Linked DNA regions of Mus musculus: region 1 is linked to region 2. The links are chromatin contacts, found by Hi-C or POLR2A ChIA-PET in ENCODE. All regions are on one chromosome and are shown on one strand. The core of a region is the stretch at or near the end of the contact, and the rest is flanking DNA. Distances in the headings are between cores, read along the strand shown. Region 1 holds the start of Dhx36 (DEAH (Asp-Glu-Ala-His) box polypeptide 36). Region 2 holds the start of Arhgef26 (Rho guanine nucleotide exchange factor (GEF) 26).

Region 1 (5,828 bases), core at 2,565-5,064, 170 kb after region 2:
AGTCAATTAAAGCAATGATGAGATTTTCCTAATTGTACTAATCATTAACAGAAACCTGAATCTGGATCTCTACAGATTTTGTAGAGAAGCTATGCCCATCCTATAATGAATGGTAGAACCTCTCACAATATCTGGCGCTCAAGGCCCAAACAGAAAATCAGCAGTCATTAATGCCCAACCTCTCCACCAAACATACAAAGTGAAATCATCCCCGCCGTTTCGTTTCCCCAGGCCTAAAGCTATGTTCTAGTTTTCAGCATCACCAGCAAACCTACTGGCAAGTGCTCCATTTCCTCGTCTCCAGAATTCGACTGCCTGCCACTATCAATTTCCATGCCCTTCTCCCCACCTCTGGGTATTCCACCCTTGAATTTTCTCCCCGGTCTTCTCTTCCTCTAATTATGTGTTGCCCACTTTACAGCTGGAATGACCTACATGGCGAGTAACGCTGGCATCATGTGTAAGTCTGTTAGAGAAGTAGACTCTCTGGCTCTGTCCGGTCATTTACTTTAACTAGGTGCCAGGTGAATCCTATGCATATTCAAGTTGGAGAAACAAGATAGGTCTACTTCAGAACATGTGCACATGAATTCACAGGCAATGGGGAATCAAGAGTGGTCAAAATATGAGCCTATTAGATTAAAGAACTCAAGAAGGAAAAAGTCCACATATTAATTGAAAGATAAAATAGTTTAAAAAGAGAATAAAGAAACCTTAGGAATTACGGATTATTTAAGTGGAACTTAGGTAGATGGTATATGGACTGTGCTTTTATGTCCCTGTGGTAGTCAAGGTTAAAAGAGGACCTTTTTAAGTCAATTAAAGCAATGATGAGATTTTCCTAATTGTACTAATCATTAACAGAAACCTGAATCTGGATCTCTACAGATTTTGTAGAGAAGCTATGCCCATCCTATAATGAATGGTAGAACCTCTCACAATATCTGGCGCTCAAGGCCCAAACAGAAAATCAGCAGTCATTAATGCCCAACCTCTCCACCAAACATACAAAGTGAAATCATCCCCGCCGTTTCGTTTCCCCAGGCCTAAAGCTATGTTCTAGTTTTCAGCATCACCAGCAAACCTACTGGCAAGTGCTCCATTTCCTCGTCTCCAGAATTCGACTGCCTGCCACTATCAATTTCCATGCCCTTCTCCCCACCTCTGGGTATTCCACCCTTGAATTTTCTCCCCGGTCTTCTCTTCCTCTAATTATGTGTTGCCCACTTTACAGCTGGAATGACCTACATGGCGAGTAACGCTGGCATCATGTGTAAGTCTGTTAGAGAAGTAGACTCTCTGGCTCTGTCCGGTCATTTACTTTAACTAGGTGCCAGGTGAATCCTATGCATATTCAAGTTGGAGAAACAAGATAGGTCTACTTCAGAACTAGGCCATTCTTTTCATTATGTACCCTCATTTCAATAGTATCCACGGGCCCTTGCAATGCCAAATGCTAAATCTAGTGAAGATGTTTCTAGGTCATCGTCTCTCATAGACCCCTTAATGTCAAACGACCCTTTCACAGGAGTCTCGTAAGCCCACTGGAAAACACAGACATTTACATTACACTTATAAGAAGAGCAAAAAAAAAAAATTACAAAACAGCAACCAAATAAATTTAAGGCATGTGTGTATGGGGGTGGGGGGTGTCACCAAAACATGAGGAACTGTATTAAAAGGTCACAGAATTAGAAAGGCTGCGAAGCCTTGCTCATCCAGAAGCCCTCACTTGTAGCCCAGTAACGGCTAACTATCTCTATCTTTTAAGATCCTTTCATTTGACTAGAAAGCCCATATCCTCCTATTTAGTAACATAGCATTCTGTCTATGGCCCTTAGCACACATCATCTCTATAAATTAGGTACTATAATAGTAAGTTTGCCATACACATATATGGAAAGAACTATGAGGACCCACTGGAGTATTTTCATCTGCAAGCATGAGGCTTGTTTGAATGTAAAAGCGATGGAAATTCTAGGATAAAAATCTTATCAAGCCAAAAGTGCTGAAAAGAATTATACCAATTGAAAACCATGTTTAGAGATAATTCAAAGACTCGTTTTAGAGAGGAAAATGGTAAAAAAAAAAAAAAAAAAGTAATAAGGAGCAGAAATCATAAATGATTACATCAGCCTCAGAGCTTGAGCTGGGAAAAATCAACCCAAGGAGGGTTACAGGTTACAGCCAGATCACATGGTTCCCAGGCAACACCAATGAGAGGCAGAAGCTGCATGGCTTCAATAAACAAGTTGGGAAGTAAAGAATAAAATGATCTAAAGACCACTTAAGGAATCACGTTTTAAGAGACCACAATGGGACTGGGGTGGGCGGCTATAATTCAAATAACAAGTTAAGAGGTCTGACCCATACTTGCTGCAGAGATAAGCAAGAAAGCAGAGCAAACAGATTTCCCAAAATGAAAAGAGAAAAATCAATGCTCACTTCCACATGGCAGGTGAATAAACAACACTGGCATTTGCTAAAGTGGAAGTTTGGGGATGGGACTGGGATCAAGGGGTCAACTAATAAAAAAAGCCTAGCCCTGAGGTGTGCACATATGAAATCCCAGCACTGGGAATGAAAAGAGGACTAGGAGTACAAGGTCAGCCTGCACTATGTAGCATCAATATCCAGGGCACAAGTTACGTGTGTCCTGTGTATATCTGGAAAGATCCGCTTATTGAACTTATTTGTTTAGGTATTTCTTTCCCCCTATTAGAATGCAAAGGTCTTTAGCATTCAAAAAAGCATGTATGAAACAGTGTCCAAACACTTAAAGATTCTGCGCAATGATGGAGTTACTTAGACCAGGTCACTCAAAAACCATTATGTTTGCTGGGTTGGTGGTGCACACCTCTAATCTCGGAGGTAGGTGGATCTCTGTGTGTTCAGGGCCAACCTGATTTACAGAGCAGGTTCAGAACAGCCAAGGCTACACAAACCCTGTCTCAGGTAAAACAAAACAAAACAAAACAAAACAAAACAAAACAGACAACAAAAACACGATGCTTCCTATACTACAGGTCTTCAAGATACAAACCAAACTGACAATTTCCTGATGAAATTAGCCAAATACTTCTCTACAGCGTCTTCCTTTCAATAAGTCTTAAAAGAGGCGCTGCTAGTCAACAGAAAATTCAGAACAGAAAGGGAGAAAAAAAAAAAAAAAAAGACCAGCATATGACTCACTTTAATGCTAATACTATTACCTAAACTACTTTTTTCTCCAAGATCTACACACTTAAGACAGTGTTTTAATGCTTTTGTTGGCTGCTTCGGGGAAAAAACTTAAAGGTGACAGCAAGCATTCTAAATGATTGCATCCCCTAATAAGAGTCGGCTTGGCTAGAGTCTGAATTTAGCATTCACCCTCAGTTCAGTTCTCAAGTCCGTAAACAGAGCATGCATCGGCTGCAGCAGTGATGGCTTGGGATGGAGGCGCAACCCATCGGGTGACCCGTTACCCGGGGCTCGACAGAGGTTGCATCGAGCTCGAGCAAACGCCAGGGAGAGCAAACGCGTCCTGACGAGACCTCCATACCTCCTGCCTCTCAGCCTCCTTGTTCTTCTGCGTCTGCTTCTTGGCGTACCACAGGCCGATCTCGCGACCCTTAAGGTGTGCGGGATGCCGGCCCCGGCCGCCGCGGCCCCCTCCGCCGCCGCCCGAGCCCCGGCTCCCTCCGCCGCCGCCGCCGCTGGAGCCCTGGCCGGAGCCCCGTGGGCCCCCATCGCGGCTCCAGCTCTGATGATAGTCGTAGCTCATTGTCGGAGCCGACTAGCAGCTCTGCCAAAACTCAACCGCTGAAAATGGCGTCCGGGCCCGGAAGCGGGCGCACATTCCCCTCTGCTTTGCTTCCGGCGCCCAGCGCGAGAGGGCGGGACGTTGAGTGTCACAAGCAGACATTTCCGGTGACGTCACGGACGGCGCCAGCGGTGTGAGCCGCGGTTCGTGTTCTGGCCAGAAACTTAGCTCCTGGGTGGGCGTCCTTCGGATGGCGGGGAATTTAAACTAGCCTGAGAAAATGTGGAAATTTGAGTGAATTTTAATTACTTTGTTAAACCTAGAACTTATTTGCAAAGCCATGCAAATACATACCCAACAAAACCATCGACCATTGTGTACTCTGTCCTCAAAGACCAAAGAAGTTCTTATTTCTTAGAAAACGCCTGGCACCTCTTTCAGTCAAATATACGCACCCAAATACCTTCTTTAAAGACTCTCTAATACTAGGCTTGGAGAGACGGCTCAGCCGTTAAGAGCACTGACTGCTCCTCCTAGAAGTCATGAGTTCAATTCCTAGCAACCACATGGTTGCTCACAACCATCCATAATCAAATCCCATACCCTCTTTTGGTGTGTCTGAAAACAGCTATAGTAAACTCATATACATAAAATAAATAAATCTTAAAAAAAAAAAAAAACTTTAATCCTGGAACTTGGGTGTCAGCTCAATTGATAAGAGTGCTTGCCTGGCATGGTTTTAATCCCAAACAGTATAAACGGTGTTGTGGTGCAGGTATGCAATCTCAGCAAACAGCAGATGGAAGATGATAAATCAGAATTTGACCCTTAGCTGTATAATGAGTTTGAGGCTGTCATAGGTTACTTGTATCTAATCTGGCAGTTCCTCAGAAAATTAGAAATAGTTCTACCTGAAGACCCAACTATACCACTCTTGTGAATATATGAGAAGATGTCCTACCATACCACAAGGACATGTGCTCCACTATGTTCATAACAGCCTTATATGTAATTGCCAGAAGCTGGAAACAACCAAAGAATGGATACAGAAAATGTGGTTCATTTACTCAGTGGAATACTATTCAGCTATTAAAAATGAGGACATCATGAATTTTGCATGCAAATGAATGGAACAAGAAAATATCCTGATCATCGAAGTAATCCAGACCCAAATGGACATGCATGGTACGTACTCAATGATAAGTGGATATTAACTAAAAAAGTACAGAATACCTAGGATACAATCCACAGTACTTAAAGTTTAACAAGCAGAAAGGCTCAAATGAGGATGCTTCAATCCCACTTAGAAGGGGGAAGAAAATAATCATGGGGGCAGAGGGATGGAGGTAGCCGAATGGAAGGGGGAGGGGAAAATGAAACAGGATAAAGTATTGGGTGGGTGAGCAGGAGAGAAGCCCAGAGGGCCAGGAGAATGAATGGAAATAAGCAGCCAAGGGGATGGGAGGGGCGCGGGGGTCTCTAGAAAGTACTAAAGTACTAGAGACCGGGGAGGTGAGAGACTCTCAGGACTCAATGTGGGTGACCTTAGCCAAAATGCCCAAAAGTGAGGAGAGGGAACTTAAAGAGACTACTACCTCCAGTAGATAGACAGGGTCTCAAGAAGAGGGACTGGGTTACTAACCCACAGTTAAATTTTCTGACCCAGATTTGTTCCTGCCTAAAGGAACTGCAGGGACAAAAATGGATAAGAGACAAAAGGAAAGTCAGTCCAATGACCGTCCCAACTTGGGCTCCAAGCAACAAGGCCTGACACTATTTCTGATCTATGATGTGCTTACAGACAGGAGCCTGGCATGATTATCTTCTGAGAGGCCTTACCAGCAGTGAACTGAGACAAACACAGATACTTACACCTAACATTGAACTGAAGTTGAGGACCCTTGTGGTTGAATTAGAAGAAGGACTGAAGAAGATGAAGACAGGATGGCCCCATAGGAAGAACAGCAGTCTCAACTAACCTGGACCCAGGGAGCTCCCAGAGACTGAGCCACCAACCAGGAGCATACATGGGCCAAGCACAGGCCCCTGGCACAGATATAGCAGAGGTCTGCCTGGTTTGGCT
Region 2 (6,180 bases), core at 794-3,293:
AGAAAAAATTTTGACTAAGCTAATCTAAAAAATATCTTTTCAGTAAGTATAAAGAATTCCTTATGATGCTGCATTGTGTCATATTTTAATTAACTAGCTTTGCAATTCATATATTGTAGTTACGGTTTCTATTACTGTGACAAAATCCTATGCCAAAAAAGCTAGTTGGGGAGGAAAAGGTTTATTTGGCTTATACTTCCATGTCACTGTTCATCACCAAGGGAAGCCAGGACAACAACTCAAACAGGGCAGTGTCCTGGAGTCAGGAGCTGATGCAGATGCAGAGGCTGCGGAGGGGTGCTGCTTCCCAGAACCACCAGTTCCAGGATGGCATTGCCCACAATGGGCTGGGCCTTCCCCCATCAATCATGAAGAAAATGCCTTTCTGCTGGACCTTACAGAGGCCTTTTCTCAATTAAGGTTCTCTCCATTCAGATAACTCTAGGTTGTATATTAAAGATGATATAAGACTAGCCAGCACAGCAACCAACTGACTACGCCTTAGATTTGAAAATATATAATAGATTAAATGGAGGCTAAAATACACAGTCTGTGTGCTTGCCAATTTTCCTTAGTTTGTTGTTTCGATGCTGTTTGGGGAGTAGGCTGTTGCTCAGGACGGAGGTGAGCAGACTGTGACTTCTTCATCACAAGTCACCACAGCTCAAGAACCCATGTGACCTACAGGGACATTAACTTCTCAGGCCATTCTCGAAGTCTTTAAACTTTGATCACAGACTGCACTCTGATCCACGTTAAACCTGCCACTTATAAATCTCCACAACTTTCTGAAGTTAAATTTATTATATAAAACTAATATTATTGATATGAAAATCCCCTACAGCAAGGCTCCATAGATGAACATAGAATCCACTTATTTCCGTATGAAATTGTTAGTAAATCTTCTCAAAAATGATTTCGATATACATTTTGATTCCATTTGTTCGAGTTCAAAAAAGTTTCTGAGATCAAAGACCTTCACTGTGTCACTTTGGTAATTATAGAAAAACATAAAGAACCACCCTTCCTTTTGCCACCCAAAGCAGAAAGAAGCATGGCTTTAAACAGTGGGCACTCACATGAACTTTGAACACTTGGAGCCTGCCCTGTGTCTTGCTAACAACCAATTCTACAGATCTCATCAACCAAAATCATGTCTTCTCAGGTCGTACATACCTGGAATTTCACCAAGACATAGCCAACTTGGCAACCAACATCTAAAAGATATCACTGGCCCAGTTCATTTCTCTTATTCATCTACTTCCAAACTCCACAGATATTTATCACTTACTGTGTGCATGAGTCACAAATATAACCCCTGCCCTCTTCAAAACTACAATGCAAAGGCAGAATAGATTAAGCACTAATACACAGACATATAACTAAGCATTCAGATTTACAAATTTCGGTTAATGTGAAAAAGAAAGAGATCAGGTGGTTGGGGAAATCGGGGGTAATTCCAATGAAGTGACAAACCAGAAGGCCAAGAAATAAACTTGAAGGCTCTAAGACTGTGGACTTGGCTTGACTAGATAAAGCTAGTGAAAAAAGACTAGATTGAAGGGGTAGGCCCAGCCTCTTAATCTCTAATAAGGATTTGGAATTTACTTCTTGTTCGATATTTTATTCTACATACAGATTTTCAATTTATATTGTACACAACTACACACTAATAAATATTTTGTATTTTGTTTACTTTTACTGTGTGACTTTCAAACATACAGGGCACAAAGATTAGGACATTAGGACATGTAGAGTCATAGTCCACCTGGCCTCTCAGTCTCCTCTGAGTGCATACAAGCAAATCTGTCTGTAGTCCACACATTATTGCAAGCAGATGAGTGAGAGCCCGGAGTGAGGTTCAGTTTGACGCCCACAAGTGGCCCAGTGAAGTGTCGCAGCAGCACCAAGCTCCGAAGTGTTTCACCCTTCCAACCTTCCCCTCCAGGTCTAGGGATGATCAAGAAGCCCTTTCTCTGCTCTCACGACCATTCCCACGCAGTGTTCAGATCTGCGACCGCGCCCTCCAGCTGGCCCGTAGGGCGGCCGCCCGCGCTCCTGCATTCTTGCACTCAGGGTCTGGACAGGCAGCTCAGGTGTGCGCGTCCCGTTTACAATCACTGAGCGCACTCCGGGAAGGCAGGGGCGGGAACTCCTGGGCGCCTCGGTGCGAGCTTCCCCGGCGTGCTGGGGCGGGGCGTAGCGCGGGGGCGGGGCCGGCGCCGCGGGCCTCTGCTGTCCCAGGCTGAGCGGTTGTCTCCGCGCTTTAGTAAGGACCCAGGCCACCCTCGGGGACAGGGAGTACTCCTTGGTCTGTGCCCCGGAAGGGTGAGCGCGCTGGAGACCGCATACCGGGGACCGGGTGGACTGGCGCGGGGCGGGCGGCTAGATGGAGACGCGGGGGAGCGTCCCACGGCGAGCTGTCCCAGCCAGCTGAACTCTTTCCAAGGGTCCTGCGGTGGCGGCGAGCTCTCTAGGTGCCGGCGGGCTTGGGGGGCGGGAAGGACGCAGAGGAGACGGGATTCATCTGATCAACTGCGGCTCGGATCTCAGTCCTCGGTCGGGAAGCTTGGCGGGAGACGCTGTGCCCGAGAAAGGGCGGGTAAGTGCGGCGCTGCCGAGTCCCGCGCGACACCCGTGTGACCGCCGGGCTGGAACCCGGTTAGGCTCCCAGACAAGACTAGTTGTCCGGAGGCAAAGTTCCTTTCTCTTAGGCAACCTGAGCAGCTTTCCTCCTCTCGGGGCTGGCTCAAAGGCCCCGCTATGGACGGCGAAAGCGAGGTGGATTTTTCCAGCAACGGCGTCACCCCTTTGTGGCGGAGACGGTCCACCCCTCCGCTCCAGTTGCTCAGCCGGAGCAAGCCGCGGCCACAGTCGTACCAGAGCCCCAGCGGGCTGCTGATCACCGACTTCCCTGTGGAGGAGCTGGCTGCCCTTCCCACGCCGCAGACTCCGGTCCGCGTACCCGCCGACCCGGACGACAGGACGGTGTCCAGGAGCCCCCAGCTTCTGAGCGCGCATCGGAGGCCGGTGACCAATGGTCGCACGGTGTCCCCGGACTACAGAGCTGCTTCTCCTCGACTCCGACGGCCCAAGTCACCCCTGGTTTCTTACGCGGCGTCGGGCGGCTCCCCGAAGTCCACTTCTAATGGCACCGTGGCCTCGCCCGCGGCGCTGTTGTCGCGCGCCTCCCGGACTCCGGACACCCCGGCCTCTTGCGCCACCGATGAGGACTGCACCGGGGTGACTGCCAGTAAGGTATCTTCGCCCATTGCCAATGGCCTTGCCCATAAAACCGACTCATCTGGCCCAGTATCACAAACTGGTCAGCCAGCTGGGGACTTGGAGCTGGCCCCCTCGAGACTCTCTCCTGCTCTCCCACACAAGTCTTCAGAACAAAAACTGCCACTCCAAAGGCTGCCCTCCCAAGGGAATGAGCTCCCAAACCCTTCCGTGGTTTTGAGTACCAACAGCCCGGCGGCCCTCAAGATGGGAAAGCAGCAGATTATCCCAAAAAGCCTTGCCTCTGAAATTAAACTGAGTAAATCCAATAGTCAGAACGTGGAGTCCCATAGGAGGCTTCTCAAGGTGCGCAGCATGGTGGAGGGACTGGGAGCACCCTTGGGCCACGAAGGGGAGGAAGGCGAAGTCGACAACGACATGGACAGTCCCGGCTCCCTTCGGCGAGGCTTGAGGTCCACGTCTTACAGAAGGGCAGTGGTCAGCGGCTTTGATTTTGACAGTCCCACCAGCTCAAAGAAGAAGAACAGAATGTCCCAGCCTGTCCTGAAGGCCGTAATGGAAGACAAGGAGAAGTTCTCTAGCCTGGGAAGGATAAAGGTAGGACTGGGCAGGCTCACATGCCATTCATTAAATCCAGTGTGAACGTGTTGGGAAAGAATTGAATGCTCATGGCACATGAATTTAATTCATCTACCCAAATCATGGAACAGTGCATTGCTTTCTATTTATTTGAGTCACCATGTCCCATGTTTGTGTTTTATTATTATTAATCAATGAATGTTTTTGACAAACTAATAGCTTAGAACTTGTGTGAGGGTGTGAGGTATTGTGCCCTGATATGGGCCTAGCAGTTGTCCTTACTCAATATTCTTGTTTTCTACCGTTGATCTAAAGGAAAAGGGACAATCAGAGTGGAATGTTTTGGAGTAGATCTAAGCAATAGAGCAGTCACATTCCCCCCCACTTTTTTTTCCTTGATTAATCAGACGACTGGAATCAGTCTATAGAAATGTCACACATGCAATACACAAGCAAGCCTGTTTTATTTTAGACATACAGTCTTAAAGGAAAGACATTACATAACACTTTTATGTGCCCCTCCCCCCAGCTGTCAGGGAGAGTCAGTCACCAGGAGAGTGAATCACAGTGAAATGAGTGGGACCACTGGTCATTTGAGGATTCTTTCTCTAGTTTAACGGGGACACTCTACACTTTATTTTATTGTTGTGGTTAACTGCCATGGGGATTCTTGGCCATGTGCTTTTGGAAGTCTGAGGGAAATAGCAGAAAGGGGCTTTTGACTTAAAATAGCTGTACTTACTTGGCTTATTCACACACATTTTCTCTCCATTTTGTTTTTCTCTTAGAAAAAAATACTGAAAGGACAAGGAACATTTGATGGGGAAGGTAAGCATTTAATTTTCCAGACTTTTATTGCAGCTTCAATATGGTACATCAATTATAAGTTGAAACCTAACTGCAGTAACAAGGATACTTGGGATGAAAAAAAAAACAAGGATGCCCAACTTTATCTTGGATTATCCAGCACAGAGCTGTGTTCACCCAGCTAACCTTGTTTATCCATGGGGGCATGTTTATAAGCTGCTAACCTTTTTCAGTTTACATCTAGAGAGATTTCATTTCTTTAGCCTGACTCCCTCCCCACCTGTTTCACAATGTGGGTGTGGAGCAAGCTCTAGCTCCTCTCTCAGGCTCTTTGAGACTGAAGCTTGGATCCTGTGGTATTTCCTTTGGCCACTTTTTTTTTTCTTTCTTAATATTCTTTTTGCAGTATTTCCACATTTGAGTTTCATTTCTGACTTCCTGTTTTCCTGCTAATAAGCTTCACCTTTGGGGGAAAGGCAGGTATTCTGGAGGAATAAAAAAAAAAAAAAAACATAATCTTAGGAATTTTTATCCTGTGTATTATTTGTTGTTGAGAATTTCAAAAACAAAAGCAGCTTCAGCCAGGTGTTCACATGCTAATCAGATTAGTGGGCTCTGTAAATAGATAGGTCAAGGGGCCAACTGGGGGGTGGAGGGAGCAGAGCGACCGGTCCCAGCTGCAGCCCGGAAACTCCTGGGGACTTGAGTAGACTTACTTTCTTCATTGCTTTGAAATGCTGAGAGTTTCCATCCTTTAATGAATAATGAAGGAAAGTACACCCTTCCATAAGAAAAGCTAATAGAAAATCATGCAGATGTAAAATACACAATTTGGATGACTGTAAAATAGTTCCTGCGTAACTACAAATGAGCTATTTATCAAGTCGTTGTAGAAAGTAATTGTCAGTTGGAGAAGAAACCCAGATATGGTATTTTTGACTAGTTGGGATAAATTCATCTCTTTGATTCTATAACTGGGGAAATCAAAAGCTCTGAGAATTTTAGTAACTTGTCCCCCCTGGACACCTGTGGCAACACAAGCTTAGGGACATAGAACTGCTGCTTTTCATTCTTTGCTCTTTCCTGAACCTTTGTATGAATGTGAGGTCAACAACCTTCAGATTTATATTTCCTTCAGAGTAGTGATTCTCAACCTGTCTAATGCTGCCCTTTAACACAGTTGTGGTGACCTCCAACCAAATTATTTCATTGCTACTTTGTAACTGTGATTTTGCTACTGCTATGAATCATACTGTAAATATCTGGTATACAGGATATCTGATATACAATGCCTGTGAAAGATCCTTCACTCCCAAAGGAGACAAAGGGACATGACCCACACTGGGTGAGAACCATTGTTTCAGAGGATGGTCTTTTTTGCATCTGGGAACTTCAGCTGGGTTTTGTTTATGCCTTAAAGGCTTGAACATTTTGAGTGTTTTAAAGTCAGAACAGTTGTGTGTCATCTTTTTGTGTCAAGAGTTGTTTCTGAGTATCTTGTTTATTCTTACGCACGATGGTGGAGACATCCATTTTTACATATACATAAGT

What was found. A loop is a pair of places that touch in the nucleus more often than their neighbours do. ChIA-PET counts read pairs that join two places held with the same protein, here RNA polymerase II (POLR2A).
Region 1: a loop to region 2 is called in a map of heart, with 3 times the contacts of the local background. The contact joins the promoter of Dhx36 here to the promoter of Arhgef26 in region 2. A Hi-C loop is called at or near these places in 1 of 37 maps with a recorded cell type or tissue (heart). POLR2A ChIA-PET finds 5 or more read pairs at or near these places in 2 of 5 experiments (both embryonic stem cell).

What each region holds. Positions count from the first base shown.
Region 1 is chr3:62,503,174-62,509,001 of GRCm38, forward strand. It overlaps Dhx36 (DEAH (Asp-Glu-Ala-His) box polypeptide 36), which reads right to left and starts at 3,815. Exons shown (of 25, transcript NM_028136.2): 1 at 3,545-3,815. The coding sequence starts at 3,766.
Region 2 is chr3:62,336,734-62,342,913 of GRCm38, forward strand. It overlaps Arhgef26 (Rho guanine nucleotide exchange factor (GEF) 26), which reads left to right and starts at 2,044. Exons shown (of 14, transcript NM_001081295.1): 1 at 2,044-3,840; 2 at 4,611-4,650. The coding sequence starts at 2,764. Gm33923 (a long non-coding RNA gene) reads right to left here. Exons shown (of 3, transcript XR_375701.3): 3 at 4,285-5,114.